7 separate regions of the Homo sapiens genome follow, and regions 1, 2, 4, 5, 6 and 7 are each linked to region 3. Evidence: chromatin loops called from intact Hi-C (ENCODE). Cell type or tissue: heart left ventricle. All regions are shown on one strand. Region 1 overlaps GFOD2 (Gfo/Idh/MocA-like oxidoreductase domain containing 2). Region 2 holds the start of LCAT (lecithin-cholesterol acyltransferase). Region 3 overlaps DUS2 (dihydrouridine synthase 2). Region 4 overlaps LOC100505942 (a long non-coding RNA gene). Region 5 overlaps DPEP2 (dipeptidase 2). Region 6 holds the start of PSMB10 (proteasome 20S subunit beta 10). Region 7 holds the start of NRN1L (neuritin 1 like).

The links. Hi-C counts contacts between places; a loop is a spot of excess contacts. Peaks named below come from ENCODE experiments on the same cell type or tissue, not always from the same donor. Only the 100,000 strongest peaks of a DNase experiment are listed, where the experiment ranks them.
Region 1: it touches region 3 in a loop (2.4-fold over the local background); 23 of 110 quality-filtered maps call a loop at or near these places.
Region 2: a loop joins it to region 3, with 3 times the contacts of the local background. A loop is called at or near these places in 27 of 110 quality-filtered maps.
Region 4: it touches region 3 in a loop (3-fold over the local background); 9 of 110 quality-filtered maps call a loop at or near these places.
Region 5: it touches region 3 in a loop (3-fold over the local background); 69 of 110 quality-filtered maps call a loop at or near these places.
Region 6: a loop joins it to region 3, with 3 times the contacts of the local background. A loop is called at or near these places in 28 of 110 quality-filtered maps.
Region 7: it touches region 3 in a loop (11-fold over the local background); 50 of 110 quality-filtered maps call a loop at or near these places.

Annotation. Positions count from the first base shown.
Region 1 is chr16:67,671,237-67,675,236 of GRCh38, forward strand. GFOD2 (Gfo/Idh/MocA-like oxidoreductase domain containing 2) reads right to left here. Exons shown (of 3, transcript NM_030819.4): 3 at 3,300-4,000. The coding sequence ends at 3,919. Among named protein-coding and RNA genes, the nearest start is that of C16orf86, 6.4 kb to the left of the region's middle. RefSeq lists an enhancer at 1,856-1,915. In heart left ventricle, a CTCF peak has its summit at 1,645 (motif pointing right); DNase peaks (open chromatin) are centred at 1,685 and 2,625; H3K27ac peaks cover 2,017 bases.
Region 2 is chr16:67,940,632-67,944,631 of GRCh38, forward strand. It overlaps LCAT (lecithin-cholesterol acyltransferase), which reads right to left and starts at 3,489. Exons shown (of 6, transcript NM_000229.2): 1 at 3,317-3,489; 2 at 2,425-2,581; 3 at 2,230-2,345; 4 at 2,040-2,135; 5 at 1,732-1,956. The coding sequence starts at 3,470. SLC12A4 (solute carrier family 12 member 4) reads right to left here. Exons shown (of 24, transcript NM_005072.5): 24 at 2,843-4,000. RefSeq lists enhancers at 1,688-1,737, 1,721-2,620. In heart left ventricle, a CTCF peak has its summit at 1,640; DNase peaks (open chromatin) are centred at 1,677, 2,052, 2,247 and 3,599; H3K27ac peaks cover 1,279 bases.
Region 3 is chr16:68,039,255-68,043,254 of GRCh38, forward strand. All of the region lies in intron 3 of DUS2 (dihydrouridine synthase 2), which reads left to right. Among named protein-coding and RNA genes, the nearest start is that of DUS2, 18 kb to the left of the region's middle. In heart left ventricle, CTCF peaks have their summits at 1,509 (motif pointing left) and 1,709; a DNase peak (open chromatin) is centred at 1,487.
Region 4 is chr16:67,518,776-67,522,775 of GRCh38, forward strand. The region is part of intron 1 of LOC100505942 (a long non-coding RNA gene); the gene reads right to left. It also overlaps a transcript of RIPOR1 not described here. Among named protein-coding and RNA genes, the nearest start is that of RIPOR1, 8.1 kb to the right of the region's middle. RefSeq lists enhancers at 77-136, 2,556-2,815. In heart left ventricle, CTCF peaks have their summits at 2,444 and 2,896 (motif pointing left); DNase peaks (open chromatin) are centred at 2,476 and 2,876; H3K4me3 peaks cover 691 bases; H3K27ac peaks cover 477 bases.
Region 5 is chr16:67,991,322-67,995,321 of GRCh38, forward strand. DPEP2 (dipeptidase 2) reads right to left here. Exons shown (of 11, transcript NM_022355.4): 2 at 1,629-1,936; 3 at 1,189-1,315; 4 at 743-872; 5 at 517-658. The coding sequence starts at 1,891. Among named protein-coding and RNA genes, the nearest start is that of DPEP2, 6.2 kb to the right of the region's middle. RefSeq lists an enhancer at 1,265-1,334 and a silencer at 1,995-2,254. In heart left ventricle, CTCF peaks have their summits at 2,086 (motif pointing right) and 2,297; DNase peaks (open chromatin) are centred at 1,562 and 2,150; H3K4me3 peaks cover 688 bases; H3K27ac peaks cover 867 bases.
Region 6 is chr16:67,933,834-67,937,833 of GRCh38, forward strand. PSMB10 (proteasome 20S subunit beta 10) reads right to left here and starts at 3,017. Exons shown (of 8, transcript NM_002801.4): 1 at 2,861-3,017; 2 at 2,565-2,652; 3 at 2,382-2,479; 4 at 2,130-2,270; 5 at 1,749-1,864; 6 at 1,587-1,645; 7 at 964-1,115; 8 at 673-838. The coding sequence starts at 2,916. The coding sequence ends at 727. RefSeq lists enhancers at 1,587-1,786, 1,937-2,126, 2,417-2,696, 2,947-3,196. In heart left ventricle, no CTCF peak of the experiment used is centred here; DNase peaks (open chromatin) are centred at 1,978, 2,528 and 2,968; H3K4me3 peaks cover 2,459 bases; H3K27ac peaks cover 2,474 bases.
Region 7 is chr16:67,881,658-67,885,657 of GRCh38, forward strand. EDC4 (enhancer of mRNA decapping 4) reads left to right here. Exons shown (of 29, transcript NM_014329.5): 22 at 11-188; 23 at 297-452; 24 at 555-670; 25 at 772-937; 26 at 1,022-1,208; 27 at 1,301-1,520; 28 at 1,911-2,074; 29 at 2,299-2,842. The coding sequence ends at 2,491. NRN1L (neuritin 1 like) reads left to right here and starts at 3,228. Exons shown (of 3, transcript NM_198443.2): 1 at 3,228-3,325. The coding sequence starts at 3,247. RefSeq lists enhancers at 2,320-2,499, 2,805-3,314, 3,315-3,822. In heart left ventricle, CTCF peaks have their summits at 843, 2,244 (motif pointing right) and 2,453; DNase peaks (open chromatin) are centred at 37, 816, 2,244 and 3,194; H3K4me3 peaks cover 259 bases; H3K27ac peaks cover 3,743 bases.

The sequences.
Region 1 (4,000 bases), 370 kb before region 3:
GCAACATGGAAACGGCTGAGACCATTATCCTAAGAAATTAACACAGGAACAGGAAAGCAAATAGCACACGTTCTCACAAGTGGGAGCTACACATTGGGTACACATGGACACAAACATGGGAAACACAAACATGAGACTATGAGAGGGGGCAGAGAGGGGGTGGGGTGATTGTTGAAAAAACCTATTTACTATGTTCACTACCTGGGTGATGAGACCAATCGTCCCCCAAACCTCAGCGTCACACAGTATACCCATGTAACAAACTTGCACATGTACCCCCCGAATGTAAAATAAAAGTTGAAATTATATATTCAAAACAAGTGGCCAGGTGCAGTGGTTCATGCCTGTAATCCTAGCACCTTGGGAGGCTGAGGGGGGCACGGATCACTTAGGCCAGAAGTTCAAGACCAGCCTGGACTATGTGGTGAAACCCCGCCTCTACTAAAAATACAAAAATTAGGCTGGGGGCGGTGGCTCATGCCTATAATCCCAGCACTTTGGGAGGCCGAGGTGGGTGGATCACGAGGTCAGGAGTTCGAAACCAGCCAGCCTGGCCAACATGGTGAAACCCTATCTCTACTAAAAATACAAAAAAATTAGCTGGGCACTGGTGGCATGTGCCTGTAATCCCAGCTACCTGGGAGGCTGAGGCAGGGGAATTGCTTGAACCAGGGAGGTGGAGGTTGCAGTGAGCTGAGATTGCGCCACTCCATTCCAGCCTAGGCAACGAGAGCAAAACTCCATCTCAAAAAGAAACAAACAAACAAAATTAGCCAGGTGTGGTGGTGGGCGCCTGCAGTCCCAGCTACTTGGGAGGCTGAGGCAAGAGAATTGCTTGAACCGGGGAGGTGGAGGTGGCTGTGAACCAAGGTGACGACACTGCACTCCGGCCTGGGTGACAGAGTGAGACTCTGTCAAGAAAAGAAATAAATAAAGAAAGGAGGGAGGGAAGGAAGGGAGGGAGGGAGGGAGGGAAAGAGAAAAAAGAGAGAAAAAAAGGAAAAGAAAGAAAGAAGACAAGAAAAGAAAAAAGAAAAGAAAAGGAGAGGGAGAGAGGGAGGGAGGGAGGGATGGAGGGACATGCAACCTCAGCTCAACTGAGGACCAAGGCTGTGGAACCACAGGTTGGGAGGTGGCTACTTTGCTGAAGTCAGAAGTGGTGACCGGGCAGTCCTCCAGCTGACTCCTGAGAGAGAGAGGTGGTGCCTTCCAGGCAGAGGACATGCCAGGGACAAAGCCCTGCTAGTATGGAAGCTGCCACCTCTGCAGGAGGGCTCTTAGTGTGGCTGGAGAGGAGGGCATGGCCATATGGAAACCAGGTTGGTCAAGTCCGGGGGTGAGGAGGAAGGGTGTGGATAGGGAGGGATCTTGGCGTGACATTCAGGAGAGGCTGCTTGGCCAGCAGGGTGATGGGCAGAACAGGAAAGGAAGTGGCTGCCATCGTCTAGGTGAAAACAGTCCTGGATTTGGCTGGAGGTTGAAGAATAAGCGACAGGTATTTGGGAAGTTCTCTTCTGGTTGCTGTATCTGACGAGCCAAGCTAACTGCATTTTTACTGTCCTGGAAAAACTTTATTTTGACCTGAGGAAGAGCTGGTAACATCCTGAGATTTGGAAACAGGTCCTGGGAGATGCTACTGCCTTCTTCCAGGAGGGGGTGCTGCCGGACAAGTCTAGAACCAGTGTGGGTTCAGTCACCCATGGAGACCAGAACCCTGTGGGCTCCCTTGGCCACAGGCATCTGGGCACATCTGTCTTCCCCATCCCCAGTGTGGGACTGACCAGCTCTGATGCCCAGGATAACTCGATGGTAAAGACGTCTGAGGGAAGGGGCCATGCACCACTCTGGCCGTGAATCTAGGCTCTGGGGATTCCCTCAGAGGAACCGGGGTCCTCATTAAAGCAGCTCTGCATTCAGCCCACTGCAGTACCCTCCCCCCAGCACATTCTGGGAACCCGAGTGCCATTCTGGGTTGGCCACATGGCCCTTTCTTATGTGGGAGCATCTAAGTCAGGCTTGTGCTTTCCTGGTCAATTCCCACATTTCAGAGTGACCTCGACATCCTAGCAACACATGGGAGGACTGAGCTGAGCTAACTGTCCCAGGGACAAGGGGGCAGCCTCCCCTTTAACCTTCGGTGTCCTGCCTGGTGGTGGGTGCTATCTGCATTTCACCTCCTAGTTCAGGCCAGGCCGAGGCTCCTGCCACAGGGAGGGGCAATGCCGGGCCCTCAGGTCTGAAGATTCCCAAATGCTGGGAGGAAGCGTGGTTCAAGGTCAGGCTCTGTGGTTAGATGGTCCTGACCAGGCTCCTGGCTCCATCATGTACAATCTACAGGAGGCAAGTAGCTTTGCCCTCTGTGCCTCCATTTTATGATCTGAATGATGAGAATATTTACCGTCAGAGAGTGGTTTGGAGGTTAAGGGAAATAATAACATACACGTTTGCCCTGAGGGTCAGCATGCAGTAGGCACACTCCAACCCTATCCCTTGTTATTCCCTCTCACAAGGACATCTGAATCCAGGAAATTACAGGAAAACAAGCCTGGTGACGTCTAGAAGCGGTGCCAAGAGGAAGAGGAAGCCCTCCCTGGGCTTTTCTGGCAAGGAGCCCAGGGCAGGGAAGAGGGCGGAAGGTTAGAGAAGGGAACAGAACTTGGTCCAGGCTGAACGATCCTGGCAGGCTGGTCAAACAAGCAAAGGGGAACGCATGTCTTTTCTCAACACCGTGCCCCCCCGCCCCCACCCCCCGCCGCCTCTGGCAGAGCTGGGTAGAAGGCTGGCCCTGTGCAGAGCACAGTCAAGAGCATGGTGGGTGATTGGCCCTCGGGTCCAGCCACAGCTGCTCCATGGGGCACGCCTGGAGCTCTTCCTCCTCCTCCTCACCCTGTGCCACCTCCCTGAAACCACTCCTCCCCGCCACCTCAAGAGCACTCTGGCAGCCAACACCGTGACATTAAGAACAGAACCCCTCCTAACCTCCACCCCAGTGAGGCCCCAAACTCTCCCGCTATCTGCTGAGACGGCAGGCCCAGCAGCAGCCCATTAGGAAGTCCTGAGTCCTGTTCTCTGAGGAAATCTTTTCTTCTGAGGCTCCTGGGATTTGGCTATGAGGGAACAGGCAGGAGACGAGGGCTGGCAGGGGCAGCGGCCCGTGTGGCACAGTTGGCGGTGATGACCCACGCTGGCTCCGAGCTGCTGTGGAGCAATGAGTAGAGAAAAACCCCCTACCAGCCAGAAACAAGCCTTTCAGTATTAAAGAAACCCAACCTACCAAACAAAAACCACATGCCATGTCCTATTTTCTGAATTATTTATTAACATTTCTCAGATGTTCTAAAGCCCTCCCTTGCCTCCTCTCTGCCAAACCAGGGCCCTCTGTCCTACTTCAAAAGCCCAAGAGCTCACTTAATAAAGCAAGCCCCAGTCCCCACCTGGGAAGGGCCTGGTCACATGGGAGGGCAGGTGAGGGTCCCTGAGGGACAGCTTGTTGCCCTCACTGTTCCTGAGATGCCCCAGCCCAAGAACGAAACAAAACTTCTCATCATTTCTCCTCAGGCCTCAGCCGAGCTGGCCCCTCTTGTGCTTTCTCACCCTGTTAGGACTGCGGATCAGGCTGAAGGGCTCCCCAGGGTGAGCCTTTCCTGGTCCGACTCACTGGCATCACCATGAGGAGGCCTGGCGGCAGCTCTGCCCTGTGCACACCGTGGTAACCTGGCAACAGGAACATTTGCCACCCTGCAAGTCTGAGGAGCAGATGAGCCACTGGAGGGGGCGAAGTCCCAGAGCCACCTCTGGCTTCACCCAGACTCATTAAATGAAAGACACTGTCTCTGCTAGGGCCAAGTCCCTGTCATGTCTGGCTCCTGTTCCCCTCCCTGGTCCCTCTGCCCTGTGGCAAGGAGCCCAGGTGCAGGCTCATAGGTTGTTCCGCTGAAGTGCCTCACACAGGTTCTGGTTGGTGTCGGGCTCCTCCGTCAGCACCTCCACAGCCTCCCAC
Region 2 (4,000 bases), 99 kb before region 3:
ATGATGCTCAGTGTCAGCTTACTCAATGAGAAGCCCTGATAAGACCTCTGTTGGGTGGAGCTGTAGGGCTTCAAAAGGATGGCAGGGACAGGCACCATGGCTCACCCCTGTAATCCCAACACTTTGGGAGGCTGAGGCAGGAGGATCACTTGAGGCCAGGAGTCCGTGACCAGACTAGGCAATGCAGTGAGACCCTGTCTCTACAAAAAAAAAAAAAAAAAAAATCAGCTGGGCTTAGTGGAGTGCACCTCTAGTCCTAGCTACTCAGGAGGCAAAGGCAGGAAGATTGCTTGAGCCTAGGAATTTGAGGTTACAGTAAACTATGATCGCACCACTGCACTGTAGCCTGGGTGACACAGTGAGATTCCAGCTTAAAAAATAAATAAATAGGGCCGGGTACGGTGGCTCACACCTGTAATCCTAGCACTTTGGGAGGCCGAGGCAGGCAGATGACTTAAGGTCAGGAGTTCGAGACCAGCCTGGCCAACATGGGGAAACCTAATCTCTACTAAAAATATAAAAATTAGCCAGGCGTGGTGGCACATGCCTGTGATCCTAGCTACTAGGGAGGCTGAGGCAGAAGAATCACTTGAACTGGGGAGATGGAGGTTGCAGTGAGTGGAGATTGCACTACTGCACTCCAGCCTGGGAAACAGAGCGAGACTCCATCTCAAAATACATAAATAAACAAATAAACATTTTTTAAAAGGCCCAGCACAGTAGCTCACGCCTGTAATCCCAGCACTTCGGGAGGCTGAGGCAGGAAGATCACTTAAGGTGAAGAGTTTGAGACCAGCCTGGGCAACATAGCAAGACCTCATCTCTACTAAAAAACAAAAATAAATTAGGTGTGGTGTTGTGTGCCTATAGTCTCAGCTAACCAGGAGGCTGAGGCAGGAGGATTGCTTGGGCCAGGGAGATTGAGACTGCGGCTATGATCACGCCACTGCACTCCAGCCTGGGCGACAGAATGACCCTGTCTGAAAAAGAAAAAAAAAAGTAGGCGGGGCTTCCTGAGGACCAGGGTGTGTGGGGATGGTGGGTGAGGCCCAGGATGTGTGGGGATGGTGGGGGCGGTGCTGGCTGTCCTCCCTCGGGCATGTGTCTTTCTGCTCCTTGTGTGGCTTATGCAGCAATGGGGGCCACAGAGTTGTGCTCCAGAAAGGGGGAAACAAGATGGTGTCTGTTTGATGTTTATTGGTGGTGTCTGATGAGCGTTTCTCTTGTCCAGACTGTGTTTCTCTCTCCAGACCAGCTCCCAGGGTACAGGGGGTGGGGAGTAGGTGGTAGCTGTGTCAGTGCTGGGCCCTGGTGCCACTCCCTAGGGAAGAGCAGGTGGGGCCTCGGGGGGTCTGGCCCTAGCTCTGGCAGATCCATCCTCAGTGAAGCACATCCCTGGGCAAAGGCACTCCTGCGAGCAAGTGGAAGGCAGGCAAGGGCTGGGCAGGCAGGCTCTGGGGCTACAAGAACAAACCCTGGGAGCAGATAGCTGGGATTCACTTTCTGTGTTCACTGCCCCTTTGCCATCACTGACACAGACTCTGGAAGGAGCCACCCTAATTGCTCAGGCCAGGGTCACTGCTCTGGGGGCCAGTGACAGCAAGCATGCCAGCCCAGGAGTGGTAGATAGCACCCCTAGAGGCCACTGTGAGCAGGAGCCGCAATGAAGGCAGGCCCAGGATCAGCTTGGTCTCACCCATCGCTGGACCTAAGTGTTCGAGGCCTTCTCACCTGAGGCCAAGACCAGCATGGGCTTGATGGAGCCACCCCAGGGAGCCCCAAGAGAGATGAAGCCATCAATAAAGCGGTCCTTCCAGGCCTGGGGCTGGCGCAGCAGGAAATAGAGCAAGTGTAGACAGCCGAGGCTGTGGCCAATGAGGAAGACAGGCTTCCCATAGGCAGCGTGCATCTCCTCCACCAGCCCTGCGAGCTTGCGGTAGTACTCCTCCTGCTGGCCTGCAGCGGGTGGAAGGGGTCAGGGCAGCTGGGGTCTGGGGCACCTGCCCCACCCCAAGCCGGTCATCCGCAGAGACACTCACCGGGCTCCAGCCGCCAGTCATAGGGGGCGGCGCGCACAGTCTCGTCCCGCACGTAGCCATTGTTGACCAGGTTCTGCACCAGTGTGTGCAGGTACCCTGTGGGGGGACCAGCAGCACCGGGGGCTTGGGCCATGCCTGCTGTGGGCCAGCACCCAGGCCTGGAGCCCCAGCCCTGCCCTCTGACACAAACCTGCCAGCTTGCTGCTGTCCAGGTACTCCACAGAGTAGGTCTTGCCAAAGCCAGGGACGCGGATCTGGACACCAGGGGCGTTGGACACGAGCCCAGAGCTCCGGTTGTAGACAACCCTGCGGGGCGGGGGTGCCACTCAGCAGCCAGTAGCCAAGGGGCAGCGTGTTGGGGCTAGGGTGGAGCACATGGCTGTACCTGGTGTTATCGATCCAGCAGTCTACCCCAAGGGGTAGGAACATGTTGAGATCCAGCCAGATGGTGAAGAAGTCCTCTGTCTTGCGGTAGCACATCCAGTTCACCACATCTGGTTTGTCCAGCTTGGCTTCTAGCTGATTCCCCAGGCAGCCGGGCACTGTGAGCAGCAGCCCTCACTCTGGACTCTGGATTCCCCCCGTGACCCTTACCCCCGTCACCCCAGATGCTGCAGTGACCAGACCCACCCCCCACCTCCCATACCCTCAACCCCCAGGTACAAAGCACACTTACCCTCCCCTGCTTACACCCCCTCTCCCTGCTGTCCCCCCAGTAGCCAAAGCCCAGGCTTCCCTGAGGAAGGGAAGGCGCTGAGGTGCTGAGGCCAAGGCCGCTGACCCCTGCCTCTGCAGAGCAAACACCCAGTCTGGCGCTCCTTTATTGCCAAAGTCCAAGGTGGGAACAGATAGGTCTGGGGGCATGGGGGCTGGGCCTAATAGGGGCCGGGCATGGATGGGCCTCTCCTGCTCACCGATCCTGGGCTGGGCATCTTGTCCTTGGTGGGTGGGGGCCAAGGAAGGAGTGGTGGGGCTTGGCCCAGAGTCTGGTGTGGCTGTGACTGACCACAGCTTGTGATGCCCCAGCCAAGACCTCAGGCACACCCCGTCCCCCACTCCGCCCCCCCTGGGTTAGACAACTGAGAGTCACAGTGTGGTGGGAGAAGGGACGTCATTCCTCTAAGGGACAAGCTTTTGGCCCCTCCCCACACCAGGGCAGGTACTTATGTCGGGGCTTATGCAGGGCAGAAGGGCTTTGGCCAGGTCAGCTGCCAGGGGCTGGGGCCCAGGCTCCCCAGGGTCTGGCGTGGTGCATCAGGGGCCTGGTGGGGGCTTACCGAGGATGACGGGCCGTGTGTGGTTACTGAGCTCAGCCTTGGGCGTGGTGTGCGGGGGGAAGAGCACATTGAGGAGCCAGAAGGGGGCGGCAGGAGGGAGCAGCAGCCCCAGCAGCAGCGTCACCCACTGCCATGGGGAGCCGGGCGGCCCCATTCCAGCCCTGGTGCCTACTGCCAGAGAAAGCGGCACTGGGCTGTCCTTATCTGGTGTGGGAGTGGGAGGGGCCCTAGGGCCAGTGGGAGGGACGGCCTGGCCAGTGGGGGTTGTGGCCAGAGATTGCCGGAAAGGGGCACAGCCTCAGGGAGCCGGCTCTGGGCCTGGGTTCAGTTCCGCCTTCTTCTCTTGGCGCCAGGGGAAACAGAGCCGGGGCAGCAGGAGGCCCAGAACTACACAATGTTTTATTGAAAAAGTCAGGCCTCAGCTCAGCTGTCTCCATTCGGCTCAGCTTGGTGGGGGGCCCTGCCCATAGTAGACTGAGCCAGATCTTCCTGCAGGCAGCTGGGCTGGACTCCCTCCCTGGCTACCCTTCCCTTCGTCTCTGATGGTGACATCCAAACAATAAATATGCAATAAATAGCGCTCCTGGGCTGGGCCGGGCCGGCTGCCTTCAAACCCCACTCGGCCCCTACCAGTCTTCTCTGGCCAGGACAGGCCTACTGGGGTGCTAGATAGTAAAGTCCCCA
Region 3 (4,000 bases):
ATGTCAGGTAATGCAGAGAAATCCAGCTGCAAAAAGACCAAGCAGGTATTTGACTTGAAAATTAGGCTGGGCAGAGTGGCTCATGCCTGTGGGGGGCTAGGCAGGAGGATCGCTTGAGCCCAGGTATTCAAAACCAGCCTTGGCAACATAGCGAGACCCTGTTTCTATTTTTTTTTTTCCTTGAGACAGAGTCTCGCTCTGTCGCCCAGGCTGGAGTGCAGTGGCGCGATCTTGGCTCACTGCAAGCTCTGCCTCCCAGGTTCACACCATTCTTCTGCCTCAGCCTCCCGAGTAGCTGGGACTACAGGCGTCCGCCACCACGCCTGGCTAATTTCTTTTTGTATTTTTAGTAGAGACGGGGTTTCACTGTGTTAGCCAGGATGGTCTCGATCTCCTGACCTCATGATCCTCACGTCTCCGCCTTCCAAAGTGCTGGGATTACAGGTGTGAGCCACCGTGCCTGGCCCCCTGTTTCTTGAAAAAAAGCAAGGAAGGGAGGAAGGAAGGAAGGAGGGAGGGAGGGAAAAGAAAATTAGACCCCTGGAGGACAGCTCTAGCACATAGACATGAACACTCACGGAGTTAATGGCTTGAGGAATGAATAGCAGATGAGGGAATAGAAATAGGGCTGCCAACTACCCCTTCAGTTAAGGGAGGTACAGGCAGGTAGCCTGAGGTGGAGGAAGCAGGGTGAAGGGAGTTGTTTCTAGATGACTTGCATGTTTGTAGTATAAGAGGAAGGAAGGCATTAGAAGGAGGCCTGAAGATTCATTTGGGGGATTTGGCGTGATGGGTAAGGTCAGGGCTTGAAGAGGACAGGAATCTTTTTTTTTCTTTTTTTTTTTTTAAGACAGTGTCTCACTCTGCCTTCCGAGGCTGGAGTGCAGTGGCACAGTCTTGGCTCACTGCAACCTCTGCTTCCCAGGTTCAAGTGATTCTCCCAACTCAGCCTCCTGAGTAGCTGGGATCACAGGTGCCCGCCTCCATGTCCAGCTAATTTTTGTATTTAGTAGAGATGGGGTTTTGCCATGTTGGCCAGGCTGGTCTTGAACCCTTGACCTCAGGTAATCCACCTGCCTTGGCCTCCCAAAGTGCTGGGATTATAGGTGTGAGACACTGCACCCGGCCTTAGGATTGTTTTCAAGCCCTTTGGAAGTTTAGGGCCCACGATTTATGTGATTACTTCAGTATGTGACCCTCCTAATTGGGCAAGACTTGGTTTTCCTAGTAAATGTGCCCATTCCTTTCTTCCAGGGTCCTGCTCCTGTATGGAGCAGAGGAAATATGAATTAAAATCTGTTAGCATTGTTTGATGTGCTCTTCCCTGAGAGAGTCAGTATAACTTACAAATAAACAAAGGGGTATCTACCTAGGCAGAGACCTAAGCCTTCCACCCAGATCTGCCACCTATGGAGAGCAGACAGGCAGGCAGGTCAACCTAGGTTGTGTAGGTGGCTGGGACTGGGCCCCCGGGCATGGCTGAGTGTGGTGTCAGCGCCCCCTGGTGGATCCATGGTTGTTTTGCCAGTGAGCTTTGGAGTACCAGTTGCGTGGATGTTCTTACTGGGGGTGGCGGGGGGGAGTTGATGTGAGGTGGCCCATCTGTGGGATTAGATAATCAAATGACCTCACCCAGCTCACAGGACCTCGTGCATATCAAGCATGTAGGCACCTCCTTAAAAACCCCACAAAGTCGCCGAGCGTGGTGGCTCACGCCTGCAATCCCAGCACTTTGGGAGGCCAAGACAGGTGGATCACCTGAGGTCAGGAGTTCAAGACCAGCCTGAACAACATGGTGAAACCCCATCTCTACAAAAATACAAAAAATTAGCTGTACGCGGTGGTGCACACCTGTAGTCCCAGCTTCAGGCTGAGGCAGGAGAAACGCCTGAACCTGGGAGGCAGAGGTTGTAGTGAGCTGAGATTGTGCCACTGCACTCCAGCCTGGGCGACAGAACAAAACAAAACAAAACACAACCCACAAAGTCCTCAGCCTCTGGAGGATGAGCCAGTCTGTAAAAGGCAAGAGAGCCGTAGTCTTCCCACATCAGGGTCTGTCAGGAATTTTTGAGGAGTGATGACAGTTTTTGGGAGGTGCTGCAGAGGCCGCGTTCCTGTTTCTTTTTATAAGAATGGTGGGATTCTGGTGTTCCTGTCTGTGAAGAGACACTGACCTGTTAGACTTAAACTTCTTATTAAGTAGGATCAAGGGACAAGGCAATGTTCTTAAGAGACCCAGAGTCCTACAGCCCAGAGGCCCACAAATGATTGATTTAGGCCAAGCACAGTGGCTCATGCCTGTAATCCCAGCACTTTGGGAGGCCGAGGCAGGTGGATCACCTGAGGTCAGGAGTTCGAGACTAGCCTGGCCAGCATGGTGAAGCTCTGTCTCTACTAAAAATACAAATTTAGCTTAGCCTGGTGGTGCACACCTGTAATCCCAGCTACTTGGGAGGTTGAGACAAGAGAATCACTTGAACCCATGAGGCAGAGGTTGCAATGTGCCCAGTGCGCCATTGCACTCCAGCCTGGGTGACAAGAGCAAAACTCTGTGTCAAAAAAAAAAAAAAAAAAGAGAAATGAGTGATTTTTAAAAGTTTTTTTTTTCTTATTGTGACAAAAAACATACAAGATTTACTGTCTTAACCATTTGTAAGTGTACTGTTCAGTAGTGTTATGTATATTGACATTGTTGTGAAACAGACCTCCGGAACTTTTTCATCTTGTGAAACGGAAACCCTGCACCCATTAAACAGCAATTCCCCAGTTCCCCTTCTCCCAGCCACTGGTAACTACCATTCTACTTTCTATTTCTATGAATTTGACTACTTTAGATACCTTATATAAGTGGAATCATACAATATTTATTGTTTGTGACTGGCTTATTTCCCTTAGCATAATGTCATCAAGGCTTACCTATGTTATAGCATGTGACAAGATTTCCTTCTTTTTTAAGGCTGAATAATACTCTATTGTATGTATATATCACACTTGGTTTATCCATTCATCCGTTAATGGCCATTGGGTTGCTTCTATCTCTTTCAATTGTGAATAATGCTGCTGTGAACATGGGCGTGCAAATAATCTCTTTGAGACCCTGCTTTTAATTCTTTTGATTATATATCCGGAAGTGGGATTGCTAGATCATATGGTGGTTTTTAATTTTTTGAGGACCCTCCATTCTGTTTCCCATAACCATAATAGCTGCATCATTTTACAATCCCACTAACAGCACACAAAGCTTCCGGTTTCTCTACATCCTCAAAAATGCTTGTTTGATTGTTGTTTTTGAGACAGAGTCTTATCCTGTCACCCAGGCTGGAGTGCAGTGACCAGCCTGGAGCTCCTGGGCTCAAGGGATCCTCCTACTTCAGCCTCCTGAGTAGCTGGGACTACAGGCTTATGCCACCACACCTGGCTAATTTTATTTATTTATTTATTTTTATTTTTATTTTATTTTTATTTTTATTTTGAGACAGAGTCTCGCTCTATCGCCCAGACTGGAGTGCCATGGCGTGATCTCAGTTCACTGCAACCTGTGCTTCCTGGGTTCAAGCAATTCTTGTGCCTCAGCCTCCTGAGTAGCTGGGATTACAGGCATGCACCACTACACCTGGCTAATTTTTGTATTTTTGGTAGAGACGGGTTTTTCCATGTTGGCCAGACTGGTCTCGAACTCCTGGCCTCAGATGATCTGCCCGCCTCAGCCTCCCAAAGTGCTGGGATTACAGGCATGAGCCACCATGCCCAGCCACATCTGGCTAATTTTAAAATCTTTTGTAGAGACAGGATTTCGCTATGTTGCCCATGCTGGTCCCAAACAGGTGGCCTCAAGTGATCCCCTCACCTGGGCCTCTCAAAGTGCTGGGATTGGCTGGGCGTGATGGCTCACACCTGTAATCCCAGAACTTTGAGAGGCCGACTCAGGTGGATCACGAGGTCAGGAGTTTGAGACCAGCCTAGGCAACATGGTGAAACCCCGTCTCTACAAAAATACAAA
Region 4 (4,000 bases), 520 kb before region 3:
TCTTGGGGTGTGGAACCCTGAGCAGAGCAGGTGGCGCTCTTGGAAGGGGAGGCAGACAAGGGCAGAGAAGGGGGCTGCACAGGGCTTTGTAAGAGAGAAGGAGAGGTTCCGGACCCAGCCTGCGGTCCAGGAAACTGTCTCAAAGGAAGTGGGTCTCGGCTGAGACCTCAAGGGTGAGCAGCAGTTAGGCGAAGGAAAGAGGAAAAGGCATTCAACTGTACGGCCCAGGCCAGGCGCAGTGGCTCATGCCTGTAATCCCAGTAATTTGGGAGGCTGAGGTGGGTGGATCACCTGAGGTCAGGAGTTTGAGACCAGCCTGGACAACACGATGAAACCCGGCCTCTACTAAAAATGCACTACTACGCGTGCTGATGCACATTTGTAGTGCCAGCTACTTGGGAGTCTGAGGCATGAGAATTGCTTGAACCTGGGAGGCGGAGGTTGCAGTGAGTGGAGATTGTGCCACTGCACTCCAGCCTGGGCAACAGAGAAAGACTCTGTTTCAAAAAAAAAAAAAAAACACTTCAGGGCCCACCCTGTGCAAAGATGGAGAGGTAGGGAAGGCAGGGTGTATCCAGGGACACAAAGAAGTTCAGTCCAGCTGGAACTACGCCCTCCTAAGGAGGAACTGGCCAGGGGTGAGGGGCCAGTGGGGAAGTGAGGAGAGACAGGTCCCACGGGCAGAGGTCATCCAGCTGCTGCGTGGACAATGAACAAGGACACCGAGTGATGTGTATCCTTGGCAAGTGATAGTCTAGCCAAGGGCAGGAAAGTGGGCATAGGGAAGAGGGGACTCACTTGGTGGCTGGAGGGTGTCAGGGAAGAGGTCTGGGGAAAGATTACATGGGGACCCAGGAGGGAGGGCAGTTCTGAAGGGAGGAGATGGGGCTGACTTTACACAATGGATTTGGAGGTGTCCGAAGGTCATCCTAAGTGGGGGAAGTGGAGCAAGAGATGTGGGGGATGAGACTCAAGTCATCACTGTGGGAACAAAAAGGAGGCTCTGGCCAGTGCGGTGGCTCACGCCTGTAATCCCAGCACTGTGGGAGGCCGAGGCAGATGGATCACCTGAGGTCAGGAGCTTGAGACCAGCCTGGCCAACATGGTGAAACCCTGTCTCTACTAAAAATACAAAAATTAGCCGGGTGTGGTGGCGGGCACCTGTAATCCCAGCTACTCGGGAGGCTGAGGCAGAAGAATTGCTTGAACCTGGGAGGCAGAGGTTGCAGTGAGCCGAGATGGCGCCATTGAACTCCAGCCTGGGTCACAAGAGCAAAACTCCGTCTCAAAAAAAAAAAAAAAAAAAAAAAAGACTCTGAGGGCCGAGTGCAGTGGCTCATGCCTGTGATCCCAGCACTTTGGGAGGCTGAGGTTAGCAGATCACTTGAGCTCAGGAGTTCAAGACCAGCCTGGACAACATGGTGAAACCCTGTCTGTACCAAAAATACAAAAAAATTTAGCCGGGCATGGTTGTGTGTGCCTGTGGTCCCAGCTACTCAGGACGCTGAGGTGGGAGGATCACTTGAGCCTGGGAGGCAGAAGTTGCAGTGAGCTGAGATCGCGCCACTGCACTCCAACCTGGTGACAGTGAGACCCCATCTCAAAAAAAAAAAAGAAAAGAAAAGGAAGGAAGGAAGGGATGGAAAAGAGAGAAGAGAAGATAAGAGAAGAGAAGAGAAGAGAAGAGAAAAAAGAAAAGAGGCCCTGAAGTTGTACCCTGGAGAGAAGTATCAAGAATGAGGTGTGGCTAGGTGCTGTGGGTCACGCCTGTAATCCTAGCACTTTGGGAGGCCGAGGCAGGCAGATCATTAGGTCAAGAGTTTGAGAGCAGACTGACCAACATGGTGAAACCCCGTCTCTACTAAAAATACAAAAATTAGCTGGGCATGGGGTGTGCACCTGTAATCCCAGCTACTCAGGAGGCTGAGGCAGGAGAATCGCTTAAACCTAGGAAGCAGAGGTGGCAGTGAGCCGAGATAGTGCCACTGCACTACAGCCTAGGCGACAGAGTGAGACTCCATCTCAAAAAAAAAGAAAAAAAAAAATGAGGTAAGGGGGTTGAGCTCCTGGAGGAGCTCACTGAGGGGCATGAAGGGAGATAGCCAGAGAAGCAGCTAGAAATCCTTCTCTTGGATCACAGAAGCCAAAGGACGCTTCAGAAGATGGGGAGGACCAGCTGTGCCCAACACACCTGGAAAGGTCAAAGGAGGAGAGGACTGAGAAGTGGAGGGACAGGGAGCATTTCTCCCTCTTGAAGAGGCTTTGGCATATGGAGGGGGTTTTAATGGTAGTGGTGGGGTTCCCAGGATCCGTGATCAGGTCTGAGTGTCAGCAGAGCTGTCACACAGAACCGAACAGGTTGTGCACTGCACTCTACAGTGACTGTTCTTGAATCCAGGACTGGCCGCCAGGGGCACCCCCTTGAGCTGGCGGTATTTTGCCAAGTCCGTAACTGCAGTGTAGACACTTCCCAGACGGTGGCGCCAAAGACCAACTTTACTTCTTAGGAGCAGAGTCGGGTTCCGCCTGGGGATTCTCAGCCCCAGGTCGTCATCCGATGGGACGGGGGAATTTCCAGATGCCTGGTGGCCGGGTCTCTCCTACCACCACACCCTCCAAATCTCTGTCAGAGCAGTTCACCTAGCGTTAGCAACTCACAGAAATAAACTATGCACCACACACTGCAGCCTTCCTTTGTCAGGGGGCCTGGGCTGAAAGGGTCCCAGGGGAGCAGTTCATCCCATGAGCTGGGAGAGGCGAAGACGTCCCTCCCACTTGTCCCTTAGGAGAAAGGAGTCAGGAAGGAAGGAAGGACGCCCAGCCCAGACCGCGAGACACACAGTCAATCGCCCCACCCCTTGCCCAAACCAGCAGAGCACCGCCCAGCTCACAGCTCCCCCTGGAGGCCGAGGCTGGACTAGCGGGGACAATGACAGCGACACTGGCCAGCCTCAGGCGGTGTCCCCAGGGAAGCGATTGCCAAGCCTAGAAATTTACACCTCCTCAGTGCAGAGGCCAGCCTGGAGATGGCCCAATAAGTAATGGCCATGTTGCTTTTGAAAACGATGCCATGTTGATTGCAAACCATTATTTGTATGAATAAATACAAAGAAGAAAATAAACCAAATGAAAGTACAACGCCCAGAGATGACGGGCATTGTGGCTCTCAGGACCGATGGATGCAGGTCTCACCTGAGGAGATTCCTGCTATGCAGGCTGTTCTGGAACTTTCTCCACTCCACCATGTTTTTTGTTGTTGTTGTTGTTGTTTGAGACAGAGTCTCGCTCTGTCGCCAGGCTGGAGTGCAGTGGTGCGATCTCAGCTCACTGCAACCTCTGCCTCCCGGATTCAAGCGATTCTTCTGCCTCAGCCTCCCGAGTAGCTGAGACTACAGGCGTGTGCCACCACGCCCAGATTTTTTTTTTTTTTTTTTTTTTTTTTTTTGAGACAGAGTCTTGCTCTGTTCCCCAGGCTGGAGTGCAGTGGCGCGATCTCGGCTCACTGAAACCTCCGCCTCCCAGGTTCCAGCAATTCTCCTGCCTCAGCCTCCCGAGTAGCTGGGATTACAGGCACACATCACCATGCCTGGCTTATTTTGTATTTTTAGTAGAGACGGGGTATCCCCATATTGGCCAGGCTGGTCTCGAACTCCTGACCTCAGGTGATCCACCTGCCTCAGCCTCCCAAAGTGCTGAGATCACAGGCGTGAGCCACCGCGCCTGGCCAATTTTTGTATTTTTAGTAGAGACGGGGTTTCACCATATTGGCCAGGATGGTCTCGATCTCTTGACCTCATGATCTGCCCGCCTCAGCCACCCAAAGTGTTGGGATTACAGGCATGAGCCACTGCATCCGGCCTCCACCATGCTTATTATATTGAGTGCCTTTCCATGTTCAGATATAAAACCCTCACTCCCTACCCCGCCCTCACCCCACTCACCTCTCAGACCTCACCTCCTGACCTCTCCTCTAGCCCACATGGCTCAACTACCACTAGCT
Region 5 (4,000 bases), 48 kb before region 3:
GCCTGGCAGCAGGAGGGCCCTGCTGGGTCCAGTCTTTTTTTTCCTTTTCTTTTTTTTTTTTTTTTGGCAATAGAGTCTCGCTCTGTCACCCAGGCAGGAGTGCAGTGGTGCTGTCGTGCCATCTCAGCTCACTGAAACCTGCACCTCCTGGGTTCAAGAGATTCTCATGCCTCAGCCTCCTGAGTATCTGGGATTATAGGCACGCACCACCACACCTGGCTAATTTTTGTGTTTTTCTTCAAGATAGGGTTTCACCATCTTGGCCAGGCTGGTCTCGAACTCCTGGCCTTAAGTTATCTGTCCGCCTCAGCCTCCCAAAGTTTTGGGATTACAGGCATGAGCCACCGCGTCTGGCCAGGGGTCAAGTCGTATTCTGAAAACCAGAATCCCAGCTCCCCTCCCCACTCCAGAGTCAGTGCCACATCCCATGGGTAAAGCTTGTTCTGGGCCCACAGTGACCTCAGGCAGATCTCTGCCCCTGCCTCAGCGGTCCCACACCATCTGCACTAGGCTCACCAGGGTGTGTTGCAGGTGTGGGTGAGCGTCAGGTAGCGCACTCCCAGCATGTAGAAGGTACGTAAGATGGAGAGGCTATTGTCCAGCGAGTGGCCACCCTCTACACCGATGAGGCAGGCCAATTTCTGAGTGTCGTTCAGAGCTGGGGGCAGGTAGGTCAGGTGATTACTTTCCAGGGCTGGAGTAGCTCAATCAAGTTCCTAACGCTTCCCATCAACTTGCCTACCTTTAGCCGAGGTCACAAGCTCCAGCTCAGAATAGGAGGCACACATGCGGCGTATGAGGTCAATCTGCTCCAGGGTGAGGCGCAGGGCATCCCGGTCCTGGGTCTGGCATGGCACATAGGCTGACCAGAACTGGGGGGAAGGCCAGGGTTTGGCTTGGATGGGGGCTGCTTTGGAGGACCCTGGACTGCTCACAGCCTCCACAGCTGACAGAGCACCCAGTGGGCCAGGAGGCCACATGTAATGTACTGCTTCTTCCACAGGGTCTTCCTGGCCACCAAGCTGGCTCACTGTAGCCTCTGCAGCCCCCAGCATCCATATCATGACACTTTTTGGGTCACTATGGTAACTGAGTTCTCATGTGACTAACTTGTGATCTCTGGGGTCCCCACTCTCCCCATCATCCCCCAGCAGCCATGCTGTGGCACCTCGTGTATCCCTGTGGTACCTGGGCGCCCACGAGGCCATCTCTAAGCCTGTCCAGGCTGGTCTGGCCGTAGCTGAAATTGCGCAGGTTAACATCCTGTAGCCCTTTCTGGTAAACCTGCCTTAGGACCAGGGGCAGGTCGTTGTGGCTGGAGGGATGTCAAGCCAGGGTCAGGTGAAGAACAGACAGATGGGCCTCTTAGCCCTCCAGTTCAGGAAGGACACATCTGGGGATCCCCATCCCTCATTGTCACATGACTATACTGAGATCCCCTGAGGCCCGGGCTAGGAGTGCCCACCCAAGAGGGGATGACAGAGGGGAAAGGGTACCCATGCATGACGGGAGAGAGGGCATCCAGGGGTGGTGTGAGGGAGCCTCCTCCACAGCCCTGCATACTCTGGGACCCTCCCTTGCCCAGGAGTGTGCTCAGCTCCCATCGCCCCCTTGCAGCAATTACGCACCCGTCCACGAGCGGGAAGTCCCGCATCAGGGCCCGTGCCTGCTCTTGCAGGCCCTGGGTGCTGGGACTACTGAGTGTGGTCGAGGGAGCGTAGGTGCCCGGCATGGTGTGGGCTCTGGGGGCGCCCAGCGTGGTGAGGGCTCTGGGGGGGCCTGGCGTGGTGTAGGCACAGGTTACAGGCTGGAGCAGCAGCAGCAGGAGCAGCAGACTCAGCAGAGGCCACCGACCAAACGTGCCGGGACCCTCGAGGCCGGAGGGCTGCATGTTGTGCAGGGCCGGGCAGGCAGGCAGGGGTGGCAGTCAGAGAGCCTGAGAGGGGCGGGCGAGGGGCAGAGCGCGACGATGGAGTCCCGACCCTCGATTCAGGCCACCTGGCGGCGTGGCCTCAAGAGGAGGGTAACGAAGTCACAGGGCCCCGCGAAGGATGTGCGGAGAGCGGCGGCACCGCCCAGTACGGCCACCAGGGGGCGCCCAGCCCTCCCGCCGTCATCCCCAAGGGCGCTCCCGCCGGCTGGGCGGATCCCTGTCCTGGGCGCCCACTCGCGGCCTGTCTTAGGGCCCTCCACCCTCCCTTTTACTCCTCCCACTGTCCCCAGGGGGCCGACCCAGGTGGCTCCTCTGCTGCCCCTAGGCTCTCTCTCTAAGAGAGAGGGCCTGGGGTGCTTCCCCCAAACAGTGGCCCTCTGCCCTGCCCTGGGAGATCTGCAGACCACGTCATGTCCCCAACCGCCTGCAACGTGTCCCGGCCACACCCAGGGCCACATGTGTCCCTGTGACCACAGTGCTCTGGGCTCTGGATTTCCTGGTGCTGGGTTGTGTGGGTGGGTGTGGGGGAGAAGATAGGCTCTGGAAATGAGGGGTTAACCCTGTGGACTGGATTCAGGAAGGGGCCCCCTGGCCCTGACCTTCTCTCTCCCGTAACTTAGGCCCTCAAGCCTATACTCTGGGGAATCTCCCAGCTACTAGGACCTGTCAGGAGCACTCCTCCGCCCCCCGCCCCGACCGCACATTCTCCAATCAGCCTTAGGAAAGAGCTCCTTCCTAAGGAGCTGCCACACCTCCCCAGGACCCCAGTGGAGGGATGAGAGCGCAGCAAGCATCTGGCCACTGCCAGGGAACATTCACTCAACAGAGCAGGAACCCACACAGCCATCTGCATGGAAGGAAATGAAGTCTTGTCTAGGGCAGCAGAGTCCCCGGCCGCAGCACCTTCCTCCTAGAGCTTCTGGCTGATCTGCTGGCCAGGATACCTCCTACCTCCTTGAGGAAGCCCCGGCCTCGTCCAGGTCAGGAGTAAGGGGCCTGAGGAAAGCCCTGCCACCTGGGTTCTGCAGCCACACTCCTCTTATCTTGTGGCTCCTGTGGCTTGAGCTCTCACAGAAACCTCCAGGGCTGAGTCCCTTCCTTGACGACAGGCCCCACCCCATTCCCGGCCTGGGGCCCTCAACCTAGATGCCTCCTCCAGGAAGGACCCCCAACCACACAAGCACACAAGCTCACAATCACACAGGCACAGGGGATGTGCCCGCTCACAGAAGCCCCACGACCTGAGATCTTCCGGGACTGTGGCCAAACCCCTTCGTCCTCAGAGACCTTTGCCTCCTCCTGCCCCTCAGGCTCTCAAGACTCTGCTCTGAACCTTGGCACCCCTGGAACCGCTTCATTTTTTGGAGCCTCCCCCACGTGGCAGGGCTGATCAGTGCATGGGTAGTGTGACCTAAGCCTGACGACGACTAGAGATTCAAGAAGGCCTCCTAAAAAGAAAATGAACCAACTCTTCCAAAGGGACTGGAGGTCCCAAGCTACCCAGGAGGGGAAGTGATCCCAGCTTTGATGTATTTTAGGGACTGCACACTTGATGTTGCCCAGTGTCTGCTGTCCAGGAGGAAGGCAGATCGATGGCCGAGTGCTCGAGGTGGGTTAACTGTCACGTCTACTGCTGCCGAAGGGGGTCTTTTTTTGTTTGTTTTGAGACAGAGTCTCACTTTGTTGCCCAGGCTAGAGGGTAGTGGCACAATCTTGGCTCACTGCAATCTCCACCTCCTGGGTTCAAGCGATTCTTGTGCCTTAACTTCCCGAGTAGCTGGGACTACAGGCATGCGCCACCACGCCCGGCTAAATTTTGTTGTTTAGTAGAGATGGGGTTTTGCCATGTTGCCCAGGCTGGTCTCGAACTCCTGGTCTCAAGCAATCTGCCTGCCTCAGCCTCCCAAAATGCTGGGATTACTGGAGTGAGCTACCGCACCTGGGCTTTTTTTTTATTTTTTATTTATTTTTTTAATTAAAGACTGTCTTGCCTTCTTGCCCAGGCTGGTCTCAAACTTCTGGCTTCAAGTGATGATCTCACCTTGGCCTCCCAAAGTGCTGGGAGTA
Region 6 (4,000 bases), 110 kb before region 3:
ACCCAGCAGCCAGGCCTGAGACTCAGCAGGGGCCCAGCAAAGGTTTGTTGGAGAAACGTGTCATCTCTCCCCATGTGAGTCCTGTGACCCTTATTAGCCTGGAAAACTTGGAGTCACAAGCCCAGCATGTGCAGACAGAAGACGAGCTTCACGTGAGCAGTGCAGGCATGCCTCGTCATCTAAGGGGTGTCACAGGTAAAGATGTTGCGAGGTTGAGGAGTGCTTGGTGAGAACTTGCCTTGGAGTCAGGGAGCGGCTCCTCTTGTCAGCACTTTAGCCCTCAGTGGGGCCTGTGGGGGCCTGATTGAAAGGTATGAGCTTTGTCCTGGGCCACTGAGGAGCCATGGAAAGTCTCTAGGAGGGGGTAGTACATGGGGTATTTCATAATTTACAAGTCTCCAGTGGACTAGAGGGCAAGAGCAAGACAGTGGAGTGGTGGGGGAGCCTTCAAGTGTGGAGTCAGAAGGAAGGTTTGGGTGGAGACCAAGCCTGCAATGCTGGCCAGGGCTGGGGTTCTGGAGTTGTAGGTGCCTGAGGTTATGGGTGAAGGGCATCTCTTAGGCCAGACACTAGAGCTATGGTAGGTAATGGCCCCTGCAGGGACGCCTTAGCTACAGAGCCCTGCTGGCTGCCTGCCCACCCCATTCCACTCAAGAATGACACAGCCATCTGTTTAACTGTATTTTCTGGGTTTATTCCCCCTTGTTCCAAGCTCTAAGCCTCAGCTTACTCCACCTCCATAGCCTGCACAGTTTCCTCCACTAGCTCCAGGGTTAGTGGCTTCACTGTCTGGGTCAGGACAGCTGTGGTTCCAGGCACAAAGTGGTAGCGGCCAGACCTGGGAGGGAGGAGGGACAGCCTCTGAACATGGGCCTGTCATGTGGCCCATCCCCTTTTTGCAGCCCCCTATCTCCCCTGCTATAGCCCCACACATCCCTGTGGTCCCCGATCTCCAGCTCTCACCTCTTCACGGGCTCTGTGGGTGAGCTCAGTGTCCGCAGCAGCTTGGCGCCAGTCTTTGTGATCACACATGCGTCCACATTGCCCCCGGAGCCCAGGTCACCCAAGATCCCGGCGGTGACGGCTTCCACCAGCAGCCCCTGAGCAGCCTCCAGCTGCGGTGATGGGTGTGTGAGACCTAACGGGCTCTCTCTGCTGTTAACTTAGGCTACAGCCTGGGGACTTGCCTGTCCACTTACCCAATCTGGTCTTGCCCTCCAAACCCCCACTGTGTTTCTCCCTCTGAGCCTTAGCCACCTCTGAGGCAACATCACCTGCTTCCATCCCACCCCAAACAAAATCTAGGCTCCAGACGTTGATATAAGTAGGACCCTACTGGTCCTTCTCTCCGCCCTCGGCTCCTAAAGATCCTCTGTGAGCTTCGACTTCTCCCAGCCGTGCAGGCTTTGGTATTGGACGGTGTTATGTCGGGACCGCACTTCTCTGCCCTTACTCCACTCACCCTTCAGTGGTCACCTCCTCCGACAAGCCTTAGCCACCCGCACTGGGCCAGGGTCCTGTGCTCCCCCAGCTCCCGGGTGCACATCCCACCAGCGACCACAAAGTCGGGGACAGAGGCCGCTCACCGTCATGTTCGGCTGGAACCGGTCTTCTAGCACCGCCAGGGCCGCGTCCTGACCAGAGCCTGAAGGCAGGAGAAGCATCTGAAGTCAACCGCTGCGACGCCGTTTGGAGTGAGGCCAAGGTCACAGGGGCAGAGTTCGAGGAGAAGGGACAGAAGCGCTCACCCAGGGCTGTGAAGGGCAGACGGCTGTAGGAGCCATGGGGATGCACACCGTAGAGCTGCGGTCCAGTCAGGTCTACGCCGCCCACGATCAGCGATGCACCCACGTGGCCCTGGTACCTGCTCGAGGATGGGCGGGGTCGGCCACAAGCTGGGGCCTAGGCCCCACCTCTCTATGCCCAGCTCCTAGGTGCTATCCCCGCCCCTTCCTGTGGGCTGGCGCCCGATGACTGACATCGCCTTTTCCTGTAGCCCAGGTTCTCTTGGGCCGGCCTCTTCCGGTCACCTGGCCCGTCGCGGTCCCGCCCTTCTTTCTGTCCCGCCTTCCAATGGCCCCAACCCCGTAACTACCCCTGCCGGGGTCCTGTTAGCCCTGCCCCCGCACCTGAAGAGCGTCTGGCGCAGGATGCGAGTGACCGTGGCCACGCGGGGCTCGCGGCCCGTAGATAACGCGTGTAGCTCCATCTTGGACGCCACCATCCGTGTGGTCATCTCGGCGTCCGCGGCTACTCCAGCCCCACAGCAGCTGAGGCAAAAGGGAGGATCGGTGTGGGCAGGGCTGGGACGTGCGGGGACCGGAGTGGGAACGAGGGGGCCGTTCTTTTTTGCGTACGGGAACTGGGCTCGGGAGTCTCACTAGATTTTGGGGGCGATGAAGTGGATCTTCTCGCAGCTCTTGTCCGCCACGACCGAATCGTTAGTGGCTCGCGTATCGGCGCCCAGAATGACCCCGTCCTGAGGAGAGGGAGGGACCGCAGCTTCAGTGCCTGCTCGATACTCTCGGCTCCCCTCCAGCTCCCCGTCCCTCCCCGCTGCTCACTTGGAACACCAGGCCCGCGATGGTGGTCCCGGTCTTGCGTGCGTGAGGGACCTTGAGCCCCGGGAGGACGCGTTCCAATGATGCATTTCTGGAAACGGAGGAGGGCGCCCATGTTTCGGCTCTGCTTTCAAGACCCCTGTTGCTTCCCCTAACCTGGTCCCCGTCTCCCTCATCTTCCGGGGTAAGCCTGGAACCCAAGTCGACCAACACACCCTCCCCCACCCCCAGCCAGGAAAAAAGGCCACGAGCAAGCAGAGGCGGCTCAGGAGTGACCGCCCCCCGCGCCCCCGCTTCACCTTTGGCAGTTCTCGAAGGAGAAGCCCCCTCGGGGCTCCAGGGCTGGCTTCAGCATCTTGGGGCAGGCAGAGGGGATTAGGGGTCGCGGGCGGATGAGTCGGCCAGACAAGCGGGGCCAGTGAGCAGCTAAAAAGTCCTCTGCTAGGCTTCACGTCTGTACTTCCTGCTTTCGCTTTCGCCTTTACCCTTCCTCAAAGGCCCGTGGCGGTTTTCTGCATCTTGTCTTTCACTTTTGGCTTCACTTGTGGCTCTGAGCATTTGGGGAACCGGGTGATGTCCCTTGCTGTGCCCTCTGTGCTGCTCACTGGGTACTCTGTTGGATAGAGGGACAAATCTCTTCCCTTCTGGACTTGTTCAGGTCCTCCTCCCCCTCCATCTGAGCCCCTTGCTCTTACCCTAGCCTCAACTCTGACCTCCAGTCCCAGCATAGTAAAGCTCTCAGAGCCTTGGCCAAGTCAGCATTGTTGCTGGCCACCCAGTAGCATCAGGCATAGCTGACTTTTGTTCCTTGTCACCTTTCTTCCAACTCTTGCCTCTTTTGTTGCCTTTACTCCTCTGCAAAAACCTCAAACAGAGGCTCAGTCCTCAGTCACAGGGACCCTGGTCTTTCCATCTTCCATCTCAGGTGCCATCTTCCCTCTCTCAAGAGGGCACCATGGGTGTTGGGTTCCACTCATGGCCAAGCCTTGTTATTTCACCTCCCCAGTGACCTCTTGTCTGCACACATCCTTTTCCTAGCACTTCTAGTCTCAGCTAGCATCCTCTCCCACCTGGACATTGCACTGGCCTCCCTGGTTACCTTGCAATTCTTGCCCCCCGCCCCCCGACCCCCAGGCTACTCCTTACCCTGCAGAGAGCGGGTCTTTCTAAATTGGAAATCTGGTCACATTCTTTCTCTGGTTTAAACCCTTCAGCAGTCTGGGCCTGGTGGCTCACACCTGTAATCCCAGCACTTTGGAAGCCCAGGAGTTCGGGGCTGCAGTGAGTATGGATCATACCATTGCACTCCAGCCTGGGCAATAGACCCCGTCTCAAAGGGGGAAAAAAAAGACTTGGGTTTGAGGCTAAGAGCAGCACGCAGCTGCCAAAGGGTTTATCTTAATTTTTTTTTTTTTTTTTTGAGATGGGGTCTTACTCTG
Region 7 (4,000 bases), 160 kb before region 3:
CTACTGACAGGTGGCAGAGCCCCCTGAGGACTGGCCAGCACTAATTTGGCAACAGCAGAGAGAGCTGGCAGAGCTGCGGCACAGCCAGGAAGAGCTGCTGCAGCGTCTGTGTACCCAACTCGAAGGCCTGCAGAGCACAGTCACAGGCCACGTAGAACGTGCCCTTGAGACTCGGCACGAGCAGGAACGTATCCTTGAGACTGGTAGCACAACATGGCATAGGGACGGGGGCAGCATTCTTGGCCTGGGAAGGAGTACACGACCTGCTCCAGGCCCGTTCCTTAGCTATGGCGCAGAGCGGCGGCTGGAGCGAGCACTGGCTGAGGGGCAGCAGCGGGGAGGGCAGCTGCAGGAGCAGCTGACACAACAGTTGTCCCAAGCACTGTCGTCAGCTGTAGCTGGGCGGCTAGAGCGCAGCATACGGGATGAGATCAAGAAGACAGTCCCTCCATGTGAGTTTTGCATGCAGACTCCCTTTGGGTGGTTCAGGTGGGAGTGGGGTACCTGTCAAGCTTCTTCTCATGGCTCCACCTCACCCTCTTCCCCTCTCCCAGGTGTCTCAAGGAGTCTGGAGCCTATGGCAGGCCAACTGAGCAACTCAGTGGCTACCAAGCTCACAGCTGTGGAGGGCAGCATGAAAGAGAACATCTCCAAGCTGCTCAAGTCCAAGGTGCTATAGGGCCCAAGATGTGGGTGGAGGTGGTGGTTCCTGGGCCTAGTCAGGCCAGGCTGGGCTCAGGCTTTCAACTTGGCCCCTCCCTCTAACCCCAGAACTTGACTGATGCCATCGCCCGAGCAGCTGCAGACACATTACAAGGGCCGATGCAGGCTGCCTACCGGGAAGCCTTCCAGAGTGTGGTGCTGCCGGCCTTTGAGAAGAGCTGCCAGGCCATGTTCCAGCAAATCAATGATAGCTTCCGGCTGGGGACACAGGAATGTGAGTGGGGTCATATGGCCCAAGGTGGGAGGGGTTATCCTCTTTCCTACTGTTCCTCTTATAGTCCCTGTGGTCACCCCTCAGACTTGCAGCAGCTAGAAAGCCACATGAAGAGCCGGAAGGCACGGGAACAGGAGGCCAGGGAGCCTGTGCTAGCCCAGCTGCGGGGCCTGGTCAGCACACTGCAGAGTGCCACTGAGCAGATGGCAGCCACCGTGGCCGGCAGTGTTCGTGCTGAGGTGCAGCACCAGCTGCATGTGGCTGTGGGCAGGTGTGTGGGCAGAGTACTGGGCAAGGTGGTGGGCTTGAGAAAGGCCAGACTAGGCTCCCTGTCCACTTCACCTCACTCACTTCCCTTTGCAGCCTGCAGGAGTCCATTTTAGCACAGGTACAGCGCATCGTTAAGGGTGAGGTGAGTGTGGCGCTCAAGGAGCAGCAGGCCGCCGTCACCTCCAGCATCATGCAGGCCATGCGCTCAGCTGCTGGCACACCTGTCCCCTCTGCCCACCTTGACTGCCAGGCCCAGCAAGCCCATATCCTGCAGCTGCTGCAGCAGGGCCACCTCAATCAGGCCTTCCAGCAGGTACGATAGGCATTAGGCCCTGCTAAGGGTCACGTGTCTCTTGACAAGGCCCACATACCATACATTCTACTCCACCCACCACCTTTGCACCTTCTGGCCCCAGCAGACTGTTCTTGGTTCCCTTTGGCCTCCAGGCCATTGTCCCTGCTGCTTCCTCTTCCTGGACCCCTTTCTTCCCACCTAGCCCACCTTGCTTTACAACTACCCTTCTCAGGAACCCATTTCCCAATCCCCTAGGGTAACTACACAGCCCTACAGGCTCTCTCTGAGTCCCTCTGGAGCTCTCACTAGCCCACCCTGTGGTCATCCTCCCCCAGGCCACACAGTTCAGACAAGCAGACATTCCATCCTGATATTTGCTATAAACACTGCTGCTTTTTTCTCCTCCAGGCGCTGACAGCTGCTGACCTGAACCTGGTGCTGTATGTGTGTGAAACTGTGGACCCAGCCCAGGTTTTTGGGCAGCCACCCTGCCCGCTCTCCCAGCCTGTGCTCCTTTCCCTCATCCAGCAGCTGGCATCTGACCTTGGCACTCGAACTGACCTCAAGCTCAGGTAAGTGGGGACAGCCAGGGATGGGGAGATGAGCTGGGGAGTGGGGCAGTGGGAGGGAGCAGTTTGAAGCTGACGCCCACTTCTGCCTGAATCCTCTCCCTAATTTTCTCCACCAGTCCTTTCTGCCTTCACCCAGAGGGTTCCCTCTGGGCCTCGGTGCCACCAGGGGGCGCTCCCGTCTGCTGGCACCCACCTGTAGCCTGTCCTTTCCCCCCCATCCCCAGCTACCTGGAAGAGGCCGTGATGCACCTGGACCACAGTGACCCCATCACTCGGGACCACATGGGCTCCGTTATGGCCCAGGTGCGCCAAAAGCTTTTTCAGTTCCTGCAGGCTGAGCCACACAACTCACTTGGCAAAGCAGCTCGGCGTCTCAGCCTCATGCTGCATGGCCTCGTGACCCCCAGCCTCCCTTAGCTGCTAAGCCTGCCTTGCCCAGGGGTGGGATGGCACTGAAGGCCAGCAGACAGGCCTAGGCTGGGGCAGGGTCACGGCTGGCCTTTACCTGCTCAGGCCCCCATCTCTGGGGTGTTTGGGGGTCAGGGAGCAGGGAGCACTGGCCGTGGTCTACAGCGTGTGGTAGTCAGAAGGTTTAGCTGGGCCCAGGGCAGGTATTGCGCCTGCTTGGGTTCTGCCATGCCTGGAGCATGACCCTGAGATCGTGACACCACTTGAGTGGAATTTTCCATGTTCCTTTTTACCTCTAATTTGGATCTTTTTGTTTTTGAAAAACATTGAGAAATTCAATTAAATGCTTTTGGAATAAAATGGAGTATGTGTGTGCTTTTGGTTTGTCTTTGGTGTGACTCTCATAACTGCCGTCTGTTCGTTCTCTGCCCATCTCTTGCCCGTGGAGCTCTGTCGAGGCCAACCCAGCCAAGGGGCCGGGTTACCCACTCATCTGCTCCAACTGCCTTCCCAGATCTCCCTTCTCCCTCCTTCTATGGAGTGAGGGTCCAGGGGCCTGCCCAGCACCAGCCTGTGCTCCTGCGAATTTCTGCTCTCTGAGGTCTCCTCGCTCCTTTTCCCATCTGGGTGTTGGAGGCGGAGCCGCCGGCTGGGTTCGGAGCCCCACCCCCAGCTCCCATCCAATCACCGTCCCTCCCTCCGGGGGCTGGGCGGACGGGCTGCACTCCAAGCAGCTAGCTCCTGCACTAGGCTCTCAGCCAGGGATGATGCGCTGCTGCCGCCGCCGCTGCTGCTGCCGGCAACCACCCCATGCCCTGAGGCCGTTGCTGTTGCTGCCCCTCGGTGAGTGCGGGCATCCGGGGCCCGGGCCACACCCCCTTCTCGCCCAGCCAAGCCAGGCTGGGCATAGGGTGTGTGGGAACGCTGGGTGCCAGGGTGGAGAAGAGTTGTAAGGGCTCCAGGAAGGTGTGCTGGTGACTTCAGGACAGAAAGTGAGAGGCACAAACAGCCCCAGTTATGGGAGAAGGACTCCAAAATTTGCATCCCCTCTTATGATAAAGGGAGACATGCCAATGGCAGGACTTATAGACCAGTCGTAGGATCCCTAAGTCCTCTCTGAGGGTCTGGCCTGGATCCCAATACCTCTGCATCCTGCCTTGTCTCTCCAAAAATATTTATCTTTAGAGAGAGTTCGGAGGGCCAAGCAAAGCTTGTCTAAACCGCAGAGAGATGCACCTGCTCCTGGTCCGGGGCCTCTGGACCTCCCTCCCCTCCACCCTGTCCTGACTCCTTTACATGGACCCTTGTCACCCCACCTGCGGCCCCAGAAGCTCAAAGGAAGAGCTGACCTGGGGTACACAACACCCCCTTCCCCTGTACAAATCCCAGTCTGGGTCCTACCTTGAAGGGGGCCTGGGTAGGTAATCCCCAGACTTGCCCTTTAGTTCCCTGGGGCACCCTTTTTCCGCTGAGTCACATCCCCAGAGTGCTCCCAGGTAAACAAGCCCCTGGGGGCTG